Regions from separate parts of the Mus musculus genome. Here all the other regions are linked to region 2. Evidence: chromatin loops called from intact Hi-C (ENCODE). Cell type or tissue: heart. All regions are shown on one strand. Region 1 overlaps Tfcp2 (transcription factor CP2). Region 2 overlaps C330013E15Rik (RIKEN cDNA C330013E15 gene). Region 3 holds the start of Larp4 (La ribonucleoprotein domain family, member 4). Region 4 holds the start of Tfcp2 (transcription factor CP2). Region 5 overlaps Cela1 (chymotrypsin-like elastase family, member 1). Region 6 holds the start of Letmd1 (LETM1 domain containing 1).

Region 1 (4,000 bases), 75 kb after region 2:
CTTCCATGGGCAACAGCAGTTCTCAACCTGTGTGTCACAACCCCCATATCAGATACTTACGTTACGACTTACAACAGTAGCAACATTACAGTGTGAAGTAGCATCACAATAAGCTTGCGGCTAGGGCTCAGCACTGCTGAGGAGCAGCGTTAGGAAGGCTGGGAGCCGCTGATTGAGGATGTGGTTGGCTGCGGGTTTCTCGTACATTGCTTTTATTGTGTTGCGGCATGGCCCCTCTAGCCCTACATTTCTAGGACTTTTATCATCAAGGTATGCTGGATTTATAAAAGGCTTTTTCAGCTTCTATTGAGATAATCGTGTGGTTTTTTTGTTTTGTTTGTTTGTTTGTTTGTTTTTGTCTTTAGGCCATTAATGTAGTTTATTGCATTGATGTGTATATGTTGAACCATCCCTGAATTCAGAGATAAAGCCATCTTGATCATGGTGTATAATTTTTTTTTTAATGTTTGCTATATTGTTTGAAAGTATTTTATTGTGTATTTTTGAGTCTTTGTTCATCTGGGATATTGGCCTGTAGTTTTCTTTGCTGTTGTTGCTGTGTCTGCCCCTGGTGTAGGTATTAGATTGATACAGCAGGAGTCTGGGAATGCTCCTGTTTCTTTCCTTATTCTTAATAGTTTAAATAGCTACAGCTAGTCTTCTTGTTGTGAATCTGGTCCCGAATGCCTTTACTTTTTAGCTGGAAGGTTTTTTATTACTATTTCAGTCCCCTTATTTGATGTTTAGGTTGTTGACTTCTTGTTTTCCTTTTGGTAATTTTCAGTCTAGAAATCCATTTCTTTTACATTGTACTGCTTAATTAGACTACAAGCTTTATTTGTTTGTTTGCTTGTTTAGTTTTTTTTGAGACAGGGTTTCTCTATGTAATAGCCTTGGCTGTCCTAGAACTCACTGTATAGACCAGGCTGGCTTCAAACTCAGAGAGCTGCCTGCCTCTGCCTCCTGGGTGCTGGGATTAAACGTGTGGGCGACTCTGTGCAGACTGAGTGCAAACACTCATGTGCAGTATTCTAAATTTCTATGATGTCTATTGTAGTGTTTCCCTGTTCTTTTCTGACTGTTAATTTAAGTCATCTATTTCTTTTCATTAATTGTGCCAAGGATCTGTAGAATTTATCTTCCCAAAGAAAATAGCTCTAAGATTTATTGATTCTTTGGACTGTTTTCTTTGTTTCTGCTTTGTTTTTGTTTTTTTTTTTTTTTTTTTTTTTTTTTTTGCTTTTGGTTTTTCGAGACAAGGTTTCTCTGTGTAGCCCTGGCTGTCCTAGAACTCACTTTGTAGACCAGGCTGGCCTTGAACTGAGAAATCTGCCTGCCTCTGCCTCCCGAGTGCTGGGACTAAAGACGTGCGCCACCACGCCCGGCACTTGTTTTGTTTTTTATTTGATTATTTCTTGCCATCAGCTGGGCTTGTATTTGTTCTTATTCTTCTAGCTTTTTGAATTGCATCATTAAGCCATTTATCTGTGTTCTTTTTGATTTTTTTTTTTTCTTATGGGTGTGGGGTGGGAATTGAGACAGGGTTTCTCTATGTAGCCTTGGCTGGACTGGAACTCCCTCTGTATACCAGGCTGCCTTGAACTTAGAGATCCACTTGGTGCTGGGATTAAAGAAACGCACTACCGCCACCTAGCTGTAAATTATTTCTTAAACCACTATGTTTTAGGAGTATTTTGTTATTAAGATAGCAGGTAAGCTTCTACAAAGTACTTTGCTCCCAACAAAACCTAATAGTGATGGTGAATGAATACAATGGAAGATACTAAGGTATACGCACGCACGCACGCACCCAGAGAGAGAGAGAGAGAGAGAGAGAGAGAGAAAACACGGTATATTTTTAAAAGTTTAAGATATTAAAACACATAACCATCTCATAATATAATATAACAATTCAGCTTATGTTACTTATTAAATATTGATGTGTTTGATTTTGTAAAACAAGGTTTCCCAGACTGGCAGTAGTGGCGCACGTCTTTAATCCCATACTTGGGAGGCAGAGGCAGGTGGATTTCTGAGTTCGAGGCCAGCCTGGTCTACAGAATGAGTTCCAAGACAGCCAGGGCTACACAGAGCAACTCTGTCTTGAAAACAAACAGACAAACAAACAAACAAACAAAAGAAAAAAGACATCGTTTCCCTATGTAATTCAGGCTGCCCTTAATCTGTGACCTATCCCGAGTCTCCCCTGAATACTAGATTAATACCCAAGCCTCAATGTCTCGCCTATATTATCTTTTGTTTCATTTTGGTGTTAAGTTTTTTTGAGACAAGGTCTTAGGTTGCCTTAGCTAGCTTCCAACTTAGCTTCCAAAGGCTGGCTTTGAGCTGGCCTTGCTGCATCTGCTGAGTGGGGCTATAGTGTGAGCCACGCCTAGCTGTCTTTTAAAAGAACAAGTTAATGCTATAACCATGTTGCCAATAAAATATATTTTTCCTTCTCTAAAGAAATAGTTTTAGGGCTGGTGAGATGGCTCAGCAGGTAAGAGCACCGACTGCTCTTCTGAAGGTCCTGAGTTCAAATCCTAGCAACCACATGGCGGCTCACAACCATCTGTAACAAGATCTGATGCCCTCTTCTGGTGCGTCTAAAGACAGCTACAGTGTACTTACATATAATAAATAAATCTTTAAAAAGAAAAGAAATAGTTTTAAAGTGTTTGAACATTGTGGCAGGTATCTTTATTTTTTTACTCATTTATTTTGCCTATTGATGGTTTTTCGTCTATAAAAATTATCTTTCTTGACAGAAAACATAGAAGAAAAACAGGAATGGAGAGGTCTTATCTGCTTCATATTAATTAGTAGTAATTATATCAAAGAGTGAGTCTGTACCATAGGTCTCCGAACATTGTGGGTTTCAGCTTCAGCTTGTTCTGAGATGTGTGTGTGTGTGTATGTGTGTGTGAGTATGTGTGGTCTGTCAGTGTGCATGTGGTATGTGTGCATGCATGTGATAGTATGTGTGGTGTGTACATACATGCATGTTTGAGTGTGGTGTGTATATGGTAGGTGTGGTATCTGGTGTGTATGTGCAAATGTGTGTGTGTGGTGTCTATATTGGGTATATGTGGTATCTGGTATGTATGTGCATGCATGTATGAGTGTGGTATGTGTGTGCATGTGTGGGTATGAGTGTGTATGTATATAAATATATATTCTGCATACTTTTTCAGTACCGTTGCTTTAAGAAAAGCTTCCTTTTTTATACTTGTAGCTGGTGAGTACTCTATGTGATTTTTAACCACCCTCCGTTTTCTCTGTCTCAGTAATGTGTACCTGTGGAATTCCCTTCTTGAGAAATTGGCAGCTGAGCGAGGCAGGTGGAAGTTCATGCAACTTATTGTCCGTGTTAGTTCTGACTTCCTCGAGGGCTGGCTGTTGTTAGCCTTGTTCCAGATGTCGTCACACCTGTCCCTCTTGGTTCTCTAGGCTCTTTCTAGGAGAGAGCATCTTCAAAGCTGGTAGGCCTGAAGGGAAAAGGTTAAAGCATAGTTAAGAATTAGAGACCAATCATTGCCTCAGATGAAGAGGGCAGTGTGTACATCTGCAGAGCATGCAGAAGCTTCCATGTTGTGTGGTATACCGTCTCTCCTGTGCTGCTGTGTATGTCCACAGAGCATGCGTGCAGCAGCCTCTGGTCAGTAGTCTCCGTAGTGTGCTGCCCATTGTCCCTCTCGCGCTTCTCTCACACTCTGGACTCATAGCCATGTTTTTCACGATAGGGTTTCTTGTATCCCAGTGTGGCCATGAGCTTACTGTGTTGCTGAGGATCATCCATTTGTCTATTTGTGTGGCGTGTTTCATCTACTGAGCCATATCACTGGGTCTGATCCTCCTGCCTTTACCTCCCAAGTGTAGGATTAAAGGACCGATCTGCTAGACCTGGTTTATGCTGGGATGCATGCAGATCATGTGCTGCGTCTTATGTATGCTAGGCAAGCACTGTACCAATTAGTCTACATCTCCAGTTTATCCTTTT
Region 2 (4,000 bases):
TCCCAGGTTCCGGGTCAGTATTTCCATTTTGGTTTCCTGTCAGCACACAGAGCATCCCCTAACTAGGCTGCGCTAACTAAAGGATGTTAGGGAACTCTCTTGGGTATTTTTTAAGTTCCCATTAAGTATTTATATTAATTTGATTTGGATTAAATCAGTATCATAAAGACTGTGGTATTTACATTTCCTTGACTAAAGCAAAGTATCCATAGACATATGAAATAAAAACAATAGTAGCAACAACATAAATTTAAAAAGTCAGATGCTGCTATGGGGTAACCATTCCAAGGACCACTGTCTTATGAAGAAAAGGTTAATTCAATATCCAGGCCCTCCTAGGGCTGACTCCTGAACGTGATAGCTGCTCTCGGCTTGGTCGATCGCTCCTATGCTAGGTGCCTGATACTTTGCTTAATATCCTGAACCCAAGGCCTGGGGATGCAGGAGCACCCCGCGGGAAATGGGGAGCTGCAGGCCGCTGCTGTTTCCACCAGGTGGAGCTAAGTAGCAGCTGGCTCCAGTCCCGGACAGCAGGGCGCATCGGTGTTTGTTCACTTAGCAAACACGCTTTCTTACAGGAATGTAGCAACTACTTAATGAATGCCCACTGTGTCAGGCCCCATCTTAGGTGCTAGAGAAACAACTGCGACGAGGCGGGCAGAGTCTTCCACCATTTTGAAACTAACAGCCTAGAAAAGCCACTGTAATCGTAGTGCGGCCTTTAGAGACAACGAGTACACCTGCGATGCCAGGAAGCGCACATAGATGAGGGCCTACTATCTTCTCCTTAAGGGACGGTTTCCCGGGGGAAATGATGCCTGAGACGAAATTTGAGGAGTGCATAGCCACTAAACAAGTGAAGAAGATCCCCGGCGAAAAGGAAGACATCACTCATACCATAGCGCTCAGAGAGTGCGGCCAGATCACAGAAGGCAGGACTGGTGGGAGATGAAGCTGAAGAGGAAGCAGGAGCCAGGCAGTGCTGAGCCCAGGGCAGAGCCTGGGTGGAAACACGCCTTCTGTCCGGAGGACCCTGACTTGCCACTGAAGAGTTTTAAGTAGAAAAGTCACATGGTCATGTGGGTCTTTTTTAAAGAAAAAAACAAAACATAAAACATTTTATAATTACATTTTGAGTATTCGTGTTTGTGTATGCACCTGTGTTTGTGGGTGCTGCTGTACCTCAGCAGGTAAAATACAAACCATGAAAGCCAGATCACCTGAGGACAGTCCCCAGAACCCATAGTGGAAGGAGAAACCAACTTCTGAAAGTTGCCCTCTGTCCTCCACAAGTGCCTACACACACAGACATAAATTAGCAATACTAAATTTAAATTTAAAAATAAGTTAATAGGGGCTGGAGAGATGGCTCACAGGTTAAGGGCACTGACTGCTCTTCCAAAGGTCCTGAGTTTAAATCCCAGCAACCACATGGTGGCTCACAACCATCTGTAACAAGATCTGATGCCCTCTTCTGGAGTGTCTGAAGACAGCTACAGTGTACTTACATATAATAAATAAATAAATAAATAAATCTTTAAAAAAAATAAATAATAAATTTAAATTTAAAAATAAGCTTTAAGGAAGAGATTGGGGAGATGGCTCACTGGTAAAACATTGGCTCTACAACCAATAAGAACCTGAGCCTGGGCACCCAGCACCCAGCACCCAGCAGAGGGCAGCAGCTAGGGAGGCAGACACAGGCGGCCCTTAGATGCAGGTGGTTCCAGGTTCAATAACAGCCTCCTGATATATATAAGAATATAGCTGTAGGAACTTGGAAGGCTGAAGCAGGAGAACCTTGGTCTCAGGAGTTAAAGACCAGTCCAAACAACATAAGACTCTACTTCCAAAAGAATAATACACACGGCAGAAAGGATTCCATTTCATAAAACATAGAAATTAAAATCTAATGTAGAGTGACCTAAATGTGAATTAATGGCCAGCTGTGAGGGCAGAAGAGAAAGGAAAGGAGTTTAGAAGGAGATTTAGAAAACTTGCATCTGGAAGCTGACAGCGCGAATTTTGAAGAAAAAACAAAACAAAACAAAACAAAAAAACCCTTACCCAGGGCAGGAAAAGACAAAGAATTTATTGAAATACAGGACAAGACAGGCGGAGGGTGAACATGACGCGGGATCATGTGACTGAGAGGAAACCACTTTCTCCTGTAACGGTCAACAGTGAGTTGCTAAGTCTCATGGGCCATTTGTCAGGATTTAAAGACCTTCATCTCTGTCGTAAGTGGTTCCTGTGCAGAGTGAGTTGGTTGTTTTGTTTTGTCTTTTTGTTTTGTTTTGTTTTGTTTTTTTTTAAGACTGGCCATTTGAGTAGGGAACTGTATTCCAGCACTTACTTTTCTTAGGACTGGAGAGATGGTTGAGTGATTAAGAGCACTGGATGCCCTTTCAGAGGACCCAGGTTTAATTCCCAGCTCCTACGTGGCACCTCACAACCATCTGTAACTCCAGTTCCAGGGGATCCAATGGCCTCTCTGGTCTTGTGGTCACTGCACATAAATGATGCCCAGACGTTTTTATTGAATGTGATTATCTTGTCTGTTGAACTGAGCTACAACGTACCATTTCACATTTGGCTTTGTGATGGTTGGTTTTCATTGTCAGCTTGACAATACAGAACCCCTTGGGAATGAGTCTCAATAAGGATTTTTCTAGATTTAGGTTGGGCTGGGGTATGTCTTTCTTTGGGGGATTGATTGTCTTAATAGAGGTAAGTTTGAGGCCAGCCTGGTCTACATTGAGCGAGATCCAGGACAGGCAAACTATTGTAGAGAGATCATGTCTCAAACAAACCAACAAAATGGACATGCTGGTGCACACCTGCAAACCCAGCACCGAAGAGACTGTCTCAGGAGAATCATGAGTTCAAGACCACCCTCGGTTACATAGTGAGACCCTCTCCAAAGAGTGAAAAAGGTCCAATTGTATATTATAAACATGTACAGCTTGTTATATATCTATTACATCTCAAGGTAGCATTACTAATTATTGTGTACATGTGTGTGTGGTGTGTACATGTGGGCACTTGTGTCATGCATGGCACATGTATAAAAGACCAGAGGACAGCTCTGTGGAGACAGTTCTCTCCTTCTAGCTCTACATAAAGAACTCTGGTCTCTGGGCTTACAAGGCATGCAGGTTGCCTTTGCCTGCCAAGCCACCTTGCCAGTATAACTGAAACTTTTGAAGAAGTAATATAGATGAGGGTTAGAAAGATGGCTCGTGGTTAAGAATGCTTGCCATGCTCACAGAGGGCTGGGCCTGGTTCCCAGCATCCACATGGCAACTTACAACAGTCAGGAACTGTAGGGATCTGACACCTTCTTCCGGACCACAGGGCACAGGGTGTGCACATGGTGCACATACGTACATGCAGACAAATGCACAGATAATAAGGAAAGTTAAGAAAATAATGGGGTAAAAAAAGAGCATATGAAATTGAAAGAAAATTAAGGGGGTGGATAATGGAGGGATCAGAGGGGAAGAAATCGATAGTGGTATAATAGGCACATCTCTACTAATCCCAGCACTTGGAAGGCGGACCCTGTGGAAGCAAAATGAAAATCAGTATGTCTTCACCTCTCTCTCCCCCAACCCCTGCCCCACCCCTCGGTCTGTCTGTCTGTCTCCCTTCCTCCTTCACAGTCTGCTGTTTTCTGACTTGTTTTCACGTTTCTGATCTCCTTAATCACTTCAGGCACTTCAGGGCAGAGGCCCTTTGTCAGAGCAGTTCTGGGTGTGGCACTTGCTGGGTGTTTCTGTAGAACCTAGGAAGGAGTGAAGGCAGAGGCAGGAAGATGTCTGAGTTTGGGGCCAGACTCACAGAGTGTTATCTAGAGAACAGTCAGGGCCACATAGTGTGATCCTGTCTGGGAGGTAGTGGGGGGGGGCAGCAATAATAATCTTGAGATGAAGAGGGAAGAAGCCAAAGATGATACTAATGAACTCTTTTAATGCACCCTGGAGTAGATTGATTCTGA
Region 3 (4,000 bases), 640 kb after region 2:
ATAAACTACATATGAGAAAATGATGAACTGAGTGACTAATGAGCATATTAACTAAATTTACATAGTAGTTTGGTGGAAAATACAATAATAATTCATTAGCAGAGCCAGGAGTAGAGGTGCACTCTGGGAGGTAAAGGCATATACTATGTCTAAACTTGGAAATATGCCTTTTATCCCAGGGCTCAGGAAGCAGAGGCAGTCAGATCTCTGGGTTTGAGGCCAGTCTGGTCTAAAGAGGAGTGCCAGGTAAGCCAGGGCTACAAAGAAAAAACCCTGTCTCCGGGGGTGGGGTGAACAATATTTGCACGGCATGGTAATTCCTAAAAAGGAAACTAAGCCCTGCTTACAATAAAACCTGATTTCTTGTCCTTTTCAAAACCAAGGTGAACTTAAATTAATAACAACAAAATAAACAGAAAGATTGAGTCCACTGTTCGAAATTTTTAGTGGACTGTTTCAAATATCCAAATGAATACATACTACTGACCTTCAGCATACATTAATTAAGCGTCTTTAACGCCTAATTTTTAGGATCCCAAACTTATCAACTGAAAGGTAGATCAGTAATGAGGGAAAATGAGTATAGAAGATATAAGCAGTTATTTGCTTAATATACAATACACGTGTTTGTGTGAAAATGTCCTTATGTAACACAATACCAAGTACAACGAATATACACAATGAAAAATAAGAATTGCTTATTTACTTTATGCCAGACTACCCTAAGATTCTCCCACCACCACTCTGAACACTCTTTGCCCCTAAGTTAGCCCCATCTTCCAAGTCCATTATACAACCTGTGATTCCGTCTCTCATGAAAAGATTCTTTTTATGGGCATAGTTAACAAATGCCAAGTTGCAAAGTTGCAGCTTTGCTGGATTGACGTTTTCACAATGTAAGAACAATATGATCTGGAATCTACTCAAAGCATTTGCCAGGCAGTCAGCTGATGCTCACTCAACACAACCGGGCAGAAACGAGAGAAATTAAACTTCATTATTTGTCTAAGACAGGTAATCACTACCTTGAAATCTCAAACAGGCGGACGGTAGACGGTCCAATAGAAACGGTATTTCCACCGATCCAACACCACCACAAAACCCCGGCTTCACCTAAGTTTCTCTCCTCCTTTGCAATTTTCCTTGTAACTGGCCCCGAACAGGTTCGCGGAATCAACCCGCACCACGCAGCCGCAGCCCGAGTAACTTTTACAAAAGGTCAGAGCGGTGCCTTTCAAGGCTTCCGACCCCTGTGGGGCTTCGCCGTTCGCACCAGCTCGCTTTCTCCCCCCGCACCCCCCTCGAACGTTCCAGAGCCGGCGGACGCAACCCAACAAAATTTTGGTGCAGCTTGGGGGGTCCGGAGGTGGGGGGAGCGGGCGAGCTTTCTACTCTCTTAAAAAAAAAAAAAAACAACAACAACACGCCCCTCCCCAGTTAGCGAGACAAAACCCCACCGCGCCCGCAGTTCCCCTTCTCCCGCGCTCCCACATGTTGCTCGCTCCGTCCCAGGCGGCCCCGCGAGGCCTCGCTCACCCCCAGCGCGCCCACCTGATCGCCCTTTCTCCGCAGGCTCCGCCCCCGCCGCCCGCCCGCCCGCTCGCCTCCTTCAGGAGCTCCATATGGGACACCCTCGGCTCCCTCGGCTCCTCACGCCACCTCAGCCCAGCCCCCGACGCGCCGCCTTCCCTTTCCCTGCCGCCGGGGGCCTCGACCCACACAGGCTCCTCGGGCCTGCGGAGGGCACAGCGGGGCTGCACGGCCTGCACGGCCCAGGTGCTGTGTCAGCCTCTCGTCGGGCTCCGCGGCGTGGACGGCCTGGAAAGTCACATGGCGGTGGGACCGGCCCGCGCCCCGAACACTCCGGCTCTTCTCAGAGCCCGACCGGGCGACCCGAGCCACTCACCTCAACGAAGAGCAACATGTCTGCTTCCGCTCGGCCCGATCGTTCACGCTGCCGCGACTCCAACTGGCTCCCAGGCCCGGGCCCCGGTCGGTAGGATAAGGACACTCGCCTTGCCCCTCCACCCGGCAGTGGACCCGGCTCCTCCCCCGCCGTCAGCCGCTGCGCCCTGACCCGCCCAGTCCCTCCTCCCGGGAAGCAACAACTGTTTCCGGTTCTGGAGGAAAACTGCTTCCGGGGGCGGAGGGCCTGCCCGCCCCTGTGCGTGCTTCGCTCCGGCAGGCTCGTCTGTGGCGGCGAAGGCGAAAGTGTGTGGTACGTGTCGCGTGTGGGTCGACGCCCGGGAGGCCGCGCCGGGCTGTGCAAAACGCTCACTAAAGCATTTGTACTTTCTACCAAAAAGCTGACACCGCACTGCTAACCCTTGCGCAGATTCGTGGTTAAAAACCTAGGTCCGATTAAAAAGCGACCGAGTGCACCCGCCCCTGCTGATGACGTACTGGCTCCTCCCGCCCCTCATTAGAAAAAAAAAAAAAAAAGCTGAAGAGGGAGCTAAGATACTCTTCAGCTACTCAGTGCTTGTACTTTACTAAGCATTTTGCATAAGTTAATCTTAAGACCCTATGAATGTATTGTTGGAGGAGTGCTGGAACAGTCAGATTCCTTTCGCTACAACTTTGATAAAACTTTAGCCCAAGCCCCTCGGAATCAGGTCTCATTAACATAATGATGCTCCGCTGTGATGCTTAATGCTCTACTAAAAATAATTAGCCTAGATCTCTTCTTTATTATGTTTTCATAGTCAAATAAAATAGTATACAAATATTTAATTATTTTTACTAGAGTTATTCTTCCTCTACCAGTCTCTATTGCTCCAGTTTCAAACACTTTTTTTTTTTTTAATTTAAAAAAACATGAGCCGGGCGTGGTGGCACACGCCTTTAATCCCAGTACTTGGGAGGCAGAGGCAAGCGGATTTCTGAATTCAAGGCCAGCATGGTCTACAGAGGGAGTTCCAGGACAGCCAGGGCTACACAGAGAAACTCTGTCTCAAAAAAAACAAAAAAATAAAAAATTTACATATATATATTTGTGTGTGTGTGTGTTTCCGTTTTTTTGAGACAGGGTTTCTGTGTAGACTAGGTTGTTCCCGGAACTCACTTTGTAGACCAGGCTGGCTTGAACTCACAGAGATCTACCTATCTGCCACCTGAATGCTGGAACAACACCTTAAAGTGATGTTTTCATTTCATCAACTCTTGCTTGTTTTCTTGTTTTTTTTTTTTTTTTTTTTCCCCACTTTGAGACAGGGTTTCTCTGTGTAGATCTTGGCTGTCCTAGAACTCACTTTGTGGACCTGGCTGGCCTAGAACTCAGAAATCCGCCTGCCTGTGCACCCCCACCCCCACCCCCACCGAGTGCTGAGATTAAAGGTGTGTGCCACCATGCCCAGCCCTCTTTATCTTTCTTAAAAATTTATTTTCATTCTATACATATGGCTCTTTGCCTGCAGGCATGTATATGCTCCCTCCTGCATGCCTGGGAACTGAACCTGAGTCCTCAACAAAAGCAACCAGTGCTCTTAACAAAAAAGGTTAGACCATCTCTGCAGGCCTAACCTTTCAATTCTTTCCTTTCTGTTTCTTTTGCTTACTTTCTCCCTTCCCCTCCCCACAAGTCTACCTCCCCATGACAACATCTTTCTGTGTATTCCTGGCTGTCCAGGAACTCACTTTGTAGACCAGGTTGACCTCAAGCTCAGAGATCCTCCTGCCTGTACCTGCTCAGTGATGGGATTAAGGTATGCACCACTACACCCAGCCCCAACTTTCTTTTTCTTAACCCATATAACCCCCTTTCCTTTGCCTCACAAGAGACTCACTTTCTTACATTGCCTCTGCTTCCCAAGTGCTGGGGTTAAAGGCATGCGCCACCACGACCAGCCATTACTATTATTTTTTTAATCTCAATCATTAAACTTAGTTGCAGAATGTTTGATCACACTGTGAACCCTGAGACTGTCATATCCTGGAAAAAACCTATTTCTAGCTATGGTGTAGCTCAGCCCTTAGCACACATCTCTAATCCCAAACAATG
Region 4 (4,000 bases), 62 kb after region 2:
TACTCCGGGGGCGGAAGCCTTCGCGTCGATAGCCTATCACCGCTGCGAAGACAGAACCAGTCTCTTCTTCATTGGTAGATGGATGGTGACGTTGCGCCATGGCCGTAGCGGACGTCCTGATTGGTTGGCGCTGGGGGCGGGTTTGCGCTTCGAGTCTGCGCCGAACTTTCGCTGTCCACGCTTCCAGGCGGTCGTGGTGGCTAAGGAGGGTGTGGGGACGGCTCGGAGGAACCCTGGGTTTGTGCTGAGAGCGGAGTGGGGGGGCGGGGAGAAGAATCGGTGACCGGAAGTTATCTGGTTGACCGGAAGCGAGGCCTGAGGGAAAGTGCGGATGCCCGGAGGGAGGAGCTTTCCACCTAGGGGGGCGGAGGGGACGCTCGGAGCGCCCGGTGTCCTGCGCGTCTCCGCTTTGAGGCTGAGCGGAGGACGCCGAGCGACCGACCGGTGGGCTTCAGAGAGCCCGAGTCCGGCTGAGCTCCGGCGGGACCTGGTGCCTCACGATCCCGAGAGCCGAACGGGAGGGATTCCTGTCACCGGGGCTCCCGAGGAGTAGCCAGGGTGCAGCCCGTAGGTCAGGCTTGGGGCGCTGCGCGAGGAGCTGGGTTTGTAGCTGACTTCCACTGTGCTGTCTGCCGGGTAGAGTTACGCTCCGCGCCTTTGTACAGGAGCCGGCGCCTGTTGGGGCAAGGAAGGAGCCGGGATGGCCTGGGCTCTGAAGCTGCCGCTAGCCGACGAAGTGATCGAGTCGGGGCTTGTGCAGGACTTTGATGCTAGCCTGTCCGGCATTGGCCAGGAACTGGGTGCTGGTGCTTATAGTATGAGGTGAGTGAGATGCCTCCCAGACCTTACCTTCTTAATAACAAAGGCAGGATCTTGAAAGGTGGGAGGGCGGCTGTACAGTTTAAGAGAACAGCCTGCAGCTTGGTGGGCAGATTACCCCCCCCCTTACACCTCCCTACCTCCCCCATCCTCTGGTTTGAGTAGTAGTGGTATGGGAGGACAGGAAAGACTCTAGAGTCAACTCTGTAGGGCCCTTGCATCCAGATGGTGTAGGAGACTTGGACACTGACTGTATGCTTGGGTATGTCTGGATTCACGTGAAGAAGGGGCAGTTGAGGGATATCTAAAGAAGTCCGGCAGCTGGGAACTGAGGTTCAAGGTTGACGACTTGTTGGGAAGAGATGGGATACCTTGGACAAGAAGTCCACAGACAGCTGTCTCTTACAACAGACTTGTTTTAAGGTTTTCTTCCAGGGTTCCTGTCTTTGGAAACTTGAGCTGAGAATGTCTAAAAAGTGACAAAGAGGCGCACGCCTTTGATCCCAGCACTCGGGAGGCAGAGGCAGGCGGATTTCTGAGTTCGAGGCCAGCCTGGTCTACAGAGTGAGTTCCAGGACAGCCAGGACTACACAGAGAAACCCTGTCTTGAAAAAACAACAACAACAAAAAAAACCCCAACAACAACAACAAAAAGACAAAAGAAAGACGAGAGTACTAGTGCACAACTGAAATACCAGCACCCAGCACTCAGCAAGAGGGGGATTAGGAGCTCAAGACCATGTTTGGCTACATAGTAAAAAATGGCACCGATAACTTTTTGATGTTCCTAAGCACCTATGCATCAGGCAGAAATATCCTTTTGTTAGGGAAGATGGGTGGGAAACACTGCCCCCCACTGCTGGGAGTTTTCTTCCTCTCAGGAATCACAGCTTAGGGAAAGCTGGAATTTTTTTTATTATTTATTTATTTTTTTGAGACAGGGTTTCTCTATGTAGCCCAGGTTGGCCTGGAACTCAGAGATCTGCCTGCCTCCGCCTCCCAAGCGCTGAGATCAAAGGTGTGAATCACCACAGCCCAGCCTAAAGCTGGATTTTTGACTGTGCCACAGAGAAAGAATTCAGGATAAGTTACTGTGAAGCAGAGTTGGAGTTTATTTAAAGGTCTTCAACAACCATGGGGTCTAAGGCAAAATGAGGTGTGCGCAGGAAAGAAAGGCACACCAGGGAGTGGGGTTCAGGCTTCTCAAAGGGATCATCGCTGTCTTTACAGTAACTATATTTAGTGTTTTTGAAGGCGCCTGAAGTTGTACTTGACAGAATTTTTAAGAAACCTTATAACAGGCCTTGGATCATGCATGGGATTCCTCTTAGGTCCCAAAAGTTTCAGAAATTAAAATGTTTTTTAACTGTCAACAAAAATTTAGCCTTGTTTTGGCGATTGGCAGAAAATACCTGAGAAAGTGGGACGACTATGTTTGAAGGTGACATGGGCTTGGGTTCTAACGTGGATCATTGCCATTTTAGCTTTCTTCTCTAGATAAAGGAATTTTATTTCTTTGTTGATAGTCTTCAGATAAAATATAGTTACTTGTGTTGGAATTTTCCCCTTCCATTTATGTGTGTGTGTGTGTGTGTGTGTGTGCACACCTGCGCCCCATGGCATTTGTGGAGGTCAAGGGGCAGCGTTCAGGAATTGATTTTTGTCCTTCCACTGTGTGGATTCTAGGATGGAACTCAGACTCTCACAGTCTTGGTGGCAAGGACCTTGAATCATCAACTAATTGATTCTTTAGCCACACTCCTTTTTCCTTCCCATTTTCCTATAAGTTTTATTGTCTTTCTCTCCTGTTGTAATTTCCCCTTTGAGACTTTTTTAAAATTATTTTTAAGATTATTTATTTATTATAAATAAGTACACTGTAGCTGTTCTCAGATACTCCAGAAGAGGGCATCAGATTTCGTTACGGATGGTTATGAGCCACCATGTGGTTGCTGGGATTTGAACTCGGGACCTTTGGAAGAGCAGTGGGCGCTCTCAACCACTGAGCCATCTCGCCAGCCCCCCCTCCCCCCTTGAGACTCTTAAGGCTAAAAACCTGTTTTCTAGAACTACTTTGGTGTTGGATAGTGATGCAGACCCTACGTATGCAGGGAGCAAAAGTCTCAACCTATCCAACTTAAGGAGAGCATGAGGAAGCTCAAGCTTGGAGACAATTTGTTTGAAATCTGGAATAGAGGGTGTTGTTACTTGGGACATCAGACCACATAGCAATACAGCCAATATAGCATACATGCATGCGCGCGCGCAAACACACACATACACACACACACACAAAATCTTTACAGTTTATCTTTTATATAGTCTTTTATAAAAAAAAAAGTTAAATAGACTTTTTGTGATGTGCTTAAGCTTGATTGTGTCCTGACTTCTATTTTTTCTATTTTGAAAAATCCTGAGGACCAAATTATGATCTAAAATCTTTTTGCCAGTGATGGTGACACGTGTCTTTAATCCTAGCACTCAGGAGGCAAAGGCAGGTTTGTCTCTCTAAGTTCGAGGCCAGCCTGGTCTACAGAGTGAGTTGCAGGACAGCCAGGGCTACACATAGAAACTGTCTCAAAATAAACAAACAAACAAAAAAACCCTAAATAAATAAAATCCCTTTTTAGGTCTGGGAAGATTCCCAGTGGACCTGCCTTATAAGCACATACCACACAAGAACATCTCAGTTTGAATCCCAGCAACCCCATGAAAAAGCCAGGAATAGCTGCCCCGTGTACGCCTTACTCCACAGTAGCTGCCCCGTGTACGCCTTACTCCACAATAGCTGCCCTGTGCACTTTTCACCCTAGGATCCCCATGCTTCATGGCCTAGCATGCCTATCTGGAGAAATGGTTCAGCGAGAAGATCCTGTCTCAAAGGATAAGACAGTGGTAGAGCAGGACACACCCCTCTGCCTTCGCACATATGCACACATGAGATGTCCTTTCTCATCTAAACATGTTTTCTCTTGAATCTTCTTTACCAAAGGTACCTGTCGTAGGGTTTCTATTCCTGCACAAACATCATGACGAAGAAGCAAGTTGGGGAGGAAAGGGTTTATTCGGCTTACATTTCCATACTGCTGTTCATCACCAAAGGAGGTCAGGACTGGAACTCAAGCAAGTCAGAAAGCAGGAGCTGATGCAGAGGCCATGGAGGGATGTTCTTTACTGGTTT
Region 5 (4,000 bases), 71 kb before region 2:
AAAACAGCCGGGTTCCTGAGCCCACGGGAGGAAGCGACTAAGCCTTCTGGAAGAATACATAGCTTGAGCTTCCCAGGGCAGTGGGCCACGGCTGAGCCTGTTTGTGTCTGGTTGACATTTGCGGGGACAGTATAGAGAAAGCGCAAGTTGTGCGGGCGCATGTGCACGCACATGTGCAACCTGTAAGTTACCTCTGGTTAGCTTAATAAACTGAAAATGTCCAGCTGACTGTCTATTTACTGCCGCCTCGGCTGCTAACTTCAGGGAATGAGAGCGCTTGTCCTGCCTCACCTTCAACCCCGTTTTGTTCTCTGTCTAGGCTTGAGAATCTCAGTTCCCACCCCAGGGTTAAACTGCTAGTCCGTTCTCACACTTTCCTCTCAGTGGGAAAGGAGGTCCCTCAAGCTTCCCTCTCTCTCCAGCCCCATGACTTATCGAGTGGTTGTCGGAGAGCACAACCTGAGCCAGAATGACGGCACCGAGCAGTATGTGAACGTGCAGAAGATTGTGTCACACCCCTACTGGAACAAGAACAACGTGGTTGCAGGGTAAGTGGGGGTGGGGGGTGGGGGTGTGTGGGGGGTGGTGTGTGTGTGTGTAAGCTGGCTGAGGGCTGGGGTGGGGCTGCCTGGCCACCGGATCTGTCTCCTTCACTTGCTCTCCACCGGACAGAGGGATTGGCTGAAACTTCATCTATGGCTTTTGTACTCTGGATTGTTGAGTAGTGGGTTGCACCCGGGAGAGAGCCCCGTGTCCTGCAAAAGAACACGTGCTGGATTCTCACCCAGGACCAGGAGCACACGGACTGGGGAGGTCTTGAGAGCACAGGAAGATTTCCCAGTTGGTCTCATGTGGGTGTGTCTGCTCAACTGGACCCCATGAGGGCTTCTCTCTGTTTAATGTCTCTGTTTTTCTGGGGATGGAAATTTGGTTTAGTTTTGTTTTTTATTTATTTTTTAAAAAGATTATTTATTTATTTGTTTATTTTGTGTCCGCGAGTACACTGTTGCAGTCTTCAGACACACCAGAAGAGGGCATCAGATCTCATTACAGATGGTTGTGAGCCACCATGTGGTTGCTGGGAATTGAACTCAGGACCTCAGGAAGAGCAGTCAGTGCTCTTACCCGCTGAACCAACTCTCCAGCCCTAGTTTTGGTTTTTTGAGACAGGCTCTTATGTAACTCAAGCTGGACAAGAACTCACAGTATAGTGGAGGCCACTAGCCTGCCACCCAAGTTTTGGGATTCTAGGAATACACCATCATCTGACGTCACTCGGAACATTCTGGAACTTTCTGGGCTAGTGAGAGCAAACAGTCATTAATCACTTTATGAATTATACTTCATCTGGACAAAGAAATTTTGTTTGTTTTTGATTGGGCTTTGGTGTTGGAGAAGAAGCCCAGGCCCTTCAACATAGCAGGAGGATCAGGAGTTCAAAGTCATTATCAACTACATGGTTAGAATAAAAAGATAGCCTGGGCTCAAAAATACCTAACCCCTTGTCTGAATAAATAAAATAAAATAATAAGGCAAGAGCTGGGGACATAATTCAGTGGAAGAGTCCCCTGTGACAAGCACTAGGAAAAAATGGTGCCCAGTGGACAAACTAGTGGTTCAAGTTTGTAATCCCAGTCTAACACTGGCCTACATGTGTGAGACCCTGAGTTTAATGCTCCCACCACAGAAGAATAAAAAGGTGTTCTATTCTTTAGAGTGCATAGGGATGGATTCAAGTAATTGGTATAATTCTGACAGATGTCTCAGAATCTTATCTGTTTGAGAACTCTAGCAGAGCTCTGCTTTTTTTTTTTTTTTTTTTAAATGGGTTTGGCTCTGTTCACCAAAGCAGAGCCAGCCTGCAATTCCAACATTCTACCAGAAGATGCTGCTGTTGCACATCTAATGTCCAGCAGCTCAACTGCTTCCACGTTTGCCTCCTGTGTGTGTGTGTGTGTGTGTGTGTGTGTGTGTGTGTGAATAAATCATCATATTGCCTAGAGCTGGAGTTACAGGCACCTGATATGGGTGCTTGGAACTGAACTTGGGTCCTCTGAATGGCAGACCTTACCAGGTGAGTGAGCCGCCATCTTTCCTCCTGCAGCTATGACATCGCCCTGCTGCGCTTGGCCAAGAGTGTTACACTCAATAACTATGTCCAGCTGGGTGTTCTGCCCCGGGAGGGAACCATCCTGGCTAACAACTCTCCCTGCTACATCACAGGCTGGGGAAGAACCAGAAGTAAGTCATCCACACTCCCCCCACCCCCACCCCCAACACCCCCCACCCCCACCCCCCACCACTGAAGTTTGGTGAAATGGCTAGGTGTCTAGGGCATCTTCTTCTGTGGTCCTAGGCAGTATAGCCTGAGACCTATGACCTAGGGAACCAAAGATCAAGTCTCCGATACATTAAAGGAGGAGGACATGAGATAGTTGAGTCAGAGGTCCCTGACCTTGCTTTGGTGGTCGCTGCACCTCTGCAGACTGAATCAGAGTAAACACACTGGGTGGCCATAGATGCAGGTACAAGACACAGGAGAGGTCTCTGCTGTCCTCACATCACCATGGGATGGTTCCAGGGGATGAGCTGGTAGGGCTGGGGACAGAGCAGGACAGGAAGGTGGGAATGTAAGTGTCACTGAGAAGACACGAGGCAGGGATGTCACCAGACATTGCTTTGAGGACTCCAAGAAGCCAGATCAAGTTTCCATTATCCCTCACAAGCTCTTCTTAAAAATAGTTTGTTTTGCCGGGCGGTGGTGGCGCACGCCTTTGATCCCAGCACTTGGGAGGCAGAGGCAGGAGGATTTCTGAGTTCAAGGCCAGCCTGGTCTACAAAGTGAGTTCCAGGACAGCCAGGGCTATACAGAGAAACCCTGTCTCGAAAGAAACAAACAAAGGAAAACAACAACAACAACAACAAAAAACAAACAAAAAAAGTTCGTTTTTATCGTTTTTAACTATGTGTACGTGTGTGCATCTTTGTGTGTGTGAAGTGCGGGGTCTGCAGGGTTAAGAACATGGCTGCTAGGAACTGAGCTCAGGTCCTCTGCAGGAGCAGTAAGCGCTCTTAATTGCTGAGCCATCTCTCCAGCCCCTGAACTAAATAAACGCTTATGAAGCAGAAAAAGCCTATGAAGCAGAAAAAGCCGGCAGTGGTGCTGACCTCTGACCCCAGCACTCGGGATCAAAGCAGGGGGATCTTAAGGCCAGTTGGTCCTATGTAGTGAGTTCCAGGACAGCTATGGCTACGTAGTGAGACCCTGTCTCAAGAAGAAGAGGAGAAGGAAGAGGAGGAGGAGGAGGAGGAGCACAAGGAGGAGGAGGAGGAGGTAAGAGGAGGAAGAAAAAGAAGAGGGGGAAGAGAGGAGGAAGAGGAAGGGACGGAAATAAGATACTGCTGCCTGAGGTGCTGAAATAGGGAGTCTGGGAGTTTAAGGCCAGCCTGGCATTATAATGAGGCCCCCATCCCTCAAAAAAAAAAGGAAAGGAAGAGAGGCAGGAGGGAGGGAGGGAGGGAGGGAGGGAGGGAGGGAGGGAGGGAGGGAGGAAGGACCGGATGGCTACAATGCCTCTTCTGGTCTGCAGTTTTGTGGGGCTTCTACTGTAAGCAGCACAGCAGGCAGAATTGTTGTGGAGACCATGCTATGGGTGAAAACAAGCAATTGCAGGCCTGGGGTTGAGGGCCTGGGAACAGTGAAGCTGTGGCTACCACCCACAGAGGAGAGAGGGGGACCCATGACCTGCAACAAGCTGGCAGAAGCTGGACCCACATTCAGGTCAGGAGATCTTGGGAAGTTTTCCCTGCACTGACTTCCAATGTGATGTCCCATTCAGCCAATGGGGAGCTGGCCCAGACCCTGCAGCAGGCATACCTGCCCAGCGTGTCCTATAGCATCTGCTCCAGCTCCTCTTACTGGGGCTCCTCTGTGAAGAATACCATGGTGTGCGCTGGTGGAGATGGAGTCCGCTCTGGATGCCAGGTAAGTGTATGCAGG
Region 6 (4,000 bases), 140 kb after region 2:
TCTAATGCTTCCAAAATGTTATCTAGGTTGGCTTCAAATAACACAAGGCATATATGTGTCTATGATTGGTGGTCGTTAAGTATTTTGTTTCGAGGGGGTTTGTTGTTTTTGTTGTTACAGCCTTGCTGTGTAGCTGAGGCTGGCCTAGACCTCCTGATTCTCCTGCCTTGGGATGCTGGGTTGTGGGGCTGTAAGACACAGAACCCCCGTGGCTAACAAGGCAGCCATTGTTACCTCCACTTCTTAGATAAACTCCATGACGCTAATGATTAGAGTAAGATTCAGAGTTGGCAACGTTCTATTTTTTTTTATTAGTGGATAAAAGTATAGAATACAACAATAGAAAAAGTTAACACATATTGGACACTTGGTATAGAGCTGTCATACTAAAATAAATGAGGCCATGTTCTAAGCCTTTTAAATATGTTGATCTACTCTTCACCATTAGGTGTGGTGGCTCACTCAGCATTACCATCCCAGCAGGCAGAGAGACCAGAAATTCAAGGTCATCCTCCACTACACAGAAAGCCCCAGGCCAGCCCGAGCTACACTCTTCCTAGATGACTAAATAATAATCATAACTAGGTAATCAGCAGGTAGGTTCTAGTACCTCCTTACAGATGAGACACCAAAGACCCTGTAAGTGTCACTAGCGCCAGTGCACAGTCTAAGTCACAAATGGGATTTGAATCCGGCATTTTGGTTCCAGGGCTGTCATGTGACATTATAGGTATCATCTCAACATAGCTAGCGGACCTCCACTTTGAGTGGAAGCATTCAGAAACCAAGTGTCTACAGTTCTATTTCCACTACAAGTTATCTAAGCTGGCCACGTGATAAACACGCCCCACGAAGCAGCGAGTTACTACCTGGCTGGGGAGCTCTCAGGGTTAATCGACCATGACGCCCTGGTGTTAAGGAGTTTAAAACAAAGCATTTAATCTGGTTTCCTTATGATAACAATCCCTGGGTCTGGTCTGCACTGAGCAGGACAAGGAATTTCTAAGGAAATGAGAATATATTTACATCTTCTGCTCTCTCTCGAGTGATGTCAGGATTTGTCTACCATAACATCCATCTGGATATTTAAGAGGTGGCAGTGACAATTTGTAAGAATTCATGCTCAAACCCTGACGGAAGAGAAGACATCCCAACTCACAGCGCAGCAGCGGACCCGGCACATTGCAATCTCACTGACTGTGACTAACGCAGAAGAGCAGATTCGGGCTTCTCAATGTTAGCGTTTACCTTTCATGAAGGTTGTGTATAAGGCATAGAAGCGGGGGAAATGACGCCCCAAGAAACGATGGTACGATCCGTTAATCGCTCTTGTCTTGGTCACCACGTAAGAAATCAAGTTCTTCACGTCCGCCTTCGGAGAAAGGTGAAGCTTTGAAGACCTACAACGAAGACCAAAGAGACTATCTGCGAAGGAGTAGAAGCCATTCGGTACGTAGGACCCCTCGGTAAACATACGGTTTCTGAGAGCGATTGCCAGAACTCTTCTGAAAACCCAAGCTCAGGGTTAGGGTTGGTATGAGAGGGGCAGATCATGCAGAAAGGTGTGAGCGTGGAGCGTGCGCAAAGCCTGCGGGGCCAGGAGAATGCAAGCTGAAGCCATGGAGAGATGGGAAGGGGAAGCTGAAAGATGAGCTCAGGATGTGCGGGGACAATCGGGTGGACACGGAGTACGGAGAGGGACAGGGACGGGCGTTCGGTGGGAATCCTGCATGGAAAAGCAAAACCCAGGGCCCAAGGCAGGGGATCCCGAGAGGCGGAGGCTGAGCCGCTGGAAGGGCTTCTACATCAAAAATGCTCTTCTTTCTCCAGGGCCCTCACCGAGGGGCTCGCCACGCAGGGCCAGAGCGGCCCAGCTGCAGCCTCCGGGTGACAAAGGGTCCAGGGGCGACAGTCGAACCCCACAGAGCAGCCCGAGCCCAGCACACCCTGGACAGCGCCATCTTCACAGCAGGGGAGGGAGCGCGGAGAGAGGTCGTCTCCGGGTCAGAGTGCGCCCCGCAGCACGCACGCGCCGCCCCTCCACGCCGACAGGCGGCTGCGAGCCGCCCCGCGCCCCCCGGGCGAGCCCGGGCGGGGACCCGGATTGGACGCGGCGACGCTTCCGCGCGCAGGACCGGAAGCGAGCCTCCCCGAGGGAGCGAGCGCCGGCCCAGCCTGAGGTCGCTATCGTGAGCCGAGGACGGCGTCTCCTTGAGGAACCCAGTGCCCTCGTCGGTCCCTGGGGGCTCGGGGCCGCGGGCGCTGCCCTTGACCTCTGTGGGAGCCCGGGGTCGTGGCCCCGATGGCGGCGGCGCGGGGTGGCGCTGCGCCCTCTAGTGGCGGCGGCCGGCAGGGCTCCGCCCTCCATCAATCTGGCGGCAGGTGTAGAACCCCTTTCCAACCCTCGCTTTCTGGTCCTCACGCGCCCTTGTCACGGAGTAGGTGCGCGGTGGATATTTTTTGGAGAAATGACTACTTGAAACTCGGAAGGGTTTCTAGGCGTCCAGCTGTCCGCGAGAGTCGACGGCCCTCTTGTGTCCATAGGCATTTTAACGGACGTGAAGCACGCTGAAGCCATGCGTCTGCAGTCAGGTTTAGTGTGGGGGACCTTGGACAGGTCACTTCGGTGAACTTCATGTGGGTTGTACCTGTGTTGCAGAATTCTGTGAAGATCGAAGGATGAAATGTTTGCATGTTTGCAAAAGCTCCCACGTCTGTAGAACATCTCCGTGTTTGGAGGGCTGGTGGTTTGAACAGTTGCAAAGCTGTTCTCTGCAAGAGGAGGTAGGTAGGTAGGATAGAAAATGACCAAAAGATGGGTTCTCTCGGTTCTCAGGTAGCTTCTAAGTCCCTCAACTACGGTGTCTCCGGCTCGCTAATAGAACTCCCAGGAGACACGAGCGCAGTCACAGACGGTTTTCTAACAGAAATGGAAAGGCACTGCCTGGGAGAACAAACTAAAGGGAGGGCATTTTGTGTAGTCCAGGGTGTGGGGGGGGGGGCGGGGGGGGGGAGGTCGTCCTGGGTAAAGTGCTGAGTAAGCTTAAGGACCTGAGTTCAATCCCTGACTCTAACGCCAAAAGCTGGGCACGGTGGTCTGTGCCTATGACCGCCTCCCCACCCCACCCCCAACACACCCACGTCCTGGCCTCTGTGCAGGGGAACCCGGAGCTTCTTTAGAGCTGAGACCCAGGCAGGAGGAGCCCTGGCACTTGCTAGCCAGCCAGTCTAGCCAAGTTAGCAAGTTACAGGGTTAGAGGGGACCCTGTCCAAAAAAAAAAAAAAAAGATATGTGCATATCCAACACCAGGCATGCGCAAACATGTACACAAACTACAAAAAGAAAAAATGTGATACGGATTCTACGGATTCATTTCCTCACATAGCTGCTGAGTATTTCTTCTTCCATTCCCCTTCCACTGACATACAGGTAACGAGTGTGTGTGCACACAAGCTCAGTCTCTGTCTGTCTCTCTCTGTCCAGCCCACAGTGCGTACATTTATAATCCCAGCACTGCAGTGGGGAAGGTGAGAGGTAGAAATAGGAAAATGTCCAGAATCTCGGAGGCCAGCTTGTCTGGAACGCCCTGCAGGGAAAAGAGACTGAGAAAAGACCCTTTCCCAAAGTGGCAGACAGGACAGACATCTCAGGTTGTCTTCTGACTGACGTGTGGCATTCATTATACATCCACTCGGACGAACCACACACGAATGCTCACATACATGCACAAAGATAAACATTTAAAAACAAACAGGACCGGAGCTCTTGACTCTAGCTGCATATGCATCAAAAGATGGCCTAGTCGGCCATCACTGGAAAGAGAGGCCCATTGGACACGCAAACTTTATATGCCCCAGTACAGGGGAACGCCAGGGCCATAAAAGGGGAGTGGGTGGGTAGGGGAGAGGGGGTGGGTGGCTATGGGGGACTTTTGGTATAGCATTGCAAATGTAAATGAGCGAAATACCTAATAAAAAATGGAAAAAAAAAAACAAACAG

What was found. Hi-C counts contacts between places; a loop is a spot of excess contacts. Peaks named below come from ENCODE experiments on the same cell type or tissue, not always from the same donor. Only the 100,000 strongest peaks of a DNase experiment are listed, where the experiment ranks them.
Region 1: a loop joins it to region 2, with 5 times the contacts of the local background. A loop is called at or near these places in 18 of 42 quality-filtered maps.
Region 3: it touches region 2 in a loop (2.8-fold over the local background); 2 of 42 quality-filtered maps call a loop at or near these places.
Region 4: it touches region 2 in a loop (6-fold over the local background); 17 of 42 quality-filtered maps call a loop at or near these places.
Region 5: a loop joins it to region 2, with 4 times the contacts of the local background. A loop is called at or near these places in 15 of 42 quality-filtered maps.
Region 6: it touches region 2 in a loop (2.1-fold over the local background); 20 of 42 quality-filtered maps call a loop at or near these places.

Annotation. Positions count from the first base shown.
Region 1 is chr15:100,535,746-100,539,745 of GRCm38, reverse strand. All of the region lies in intron 2 of Tfcp2 (transcription factor CP2), which reads left to right. Among named protein-coding and RNA genes, the nearest start is that of Tfcp2, 14 kb to the left of the region's middle. In heart, a CTCF peak has its summit at 1,655; no DNase peak of the experiment used is centred here.
Region 2 is chr15:100,610,302-100,614,301 of GRCm38, reverse strand. C330013E15Rik (RIKEN cDNA C330013E15 gene) reads left to right here. Exons shown (of 2, transcript NR_045701.1): 2 at 1-162. Among named protein-coding and RNA genes, the nearest start is that of C330013E15Rik, 2.8 kb to the left of the region's middle. In heart, a CTCF peak has its summit at 1,660 (motif pointing right); a DNase peak (open chromatin) is centred at 481; H3K4me3 peaks cover 838 bases; H3K27ac peaks cover 286 bases; H3K27me3 peaks cover 229 bases.
Region 3 is chr15:99,970,890-99,974,889 of GRCm38, reverse strand. It overlaps Larp4 (La ribonucleoprotein domain family, member 4), which reads right to left and starts at 2,110. Exons shown (of 16, transcript NM_001024526.2): 1 at 1,907-2,110. The coding sequence starts at 1,924. 2310068J16Rik (RIKEN cDNA 2310068J16 gene) reads left to right here and starts at 1,603. Exons shown (of 1, transcript NR_028124.1): 1 at 1,603-2,723. In heart, no CTCF peak of the experiment used is centred here; DNase peaks (open chromatin) are centred at 1,309 and 2,089; H3K4me3 peaks cover 2,851 bases; H3K27ac peaks cover 2,219 bases.
Region 4 is chr15:100,548,147-100,552,146 of GRCm38, reverse strand. Tfcp2 (transcription factor CP2) reads left to right here and starts at 139. Exons shown (of 16, transcript NM_033476.3): 1 at 139-237; 2 at 666-822. The coding sequence starts at 701. In heart, CTCF peaks have their summits at 1,667 and 2,703 (motif pointing right); a DNase peak (open chromatin) is centred at 126; H3K4me3 peaks cover 1,737 bases; H3K27ac peaks cover 1,348 bases.
Region 5 is chr15:100,681,128-100,685,127 of GRCm38, reverse strand. Cela1 (chymotrypsin-like elastase family, member 1) reads left to right here. Exons shown (of 8, transcript NM_033612.2): 4 at 423-548; 5 at 2,105-2,241; 6 at 3,840-3,985. Among named protein-coding and RNA genes, the nearest start is that of Cela1, 4.8 kb to the left of the region's middle. In heart, a CTCF peak has its summit at 1,852; a DNase peak (open chromatin) is centred at 2,007; H3K27ac peaks cover 287 bases; H3K27me3 peaks cover 422 bases.
Region 6 is chr15:100,467,085-100,471,084 of GRCm38, reverse strand. It overlaps Letmd1 (LETM1 domain containing 1), which reads right to left and starts at 2,074. Exons shown (of 9, transcript NM_134093.3): 1 at 1,840-2,074; 2 at 1,249-1,400. The coding sequence starts at 1,961. It overlaps 5330439K02Rik (a long non-coding RNA gene), which reads left to right and starts at 2,718. Exons shown (of 3, transcript XR_001781773.2): 1 at 2,718-2,784. In heart, CTCF peaks have their summits at 2,113 and 2,316 (motif pointing left); DNase peaks (open chromatin) are centred at 2,084 and 3,144; H3K4me3 peaks cover 2,558 bases; H3K27ac peaks cover 1,455 bases.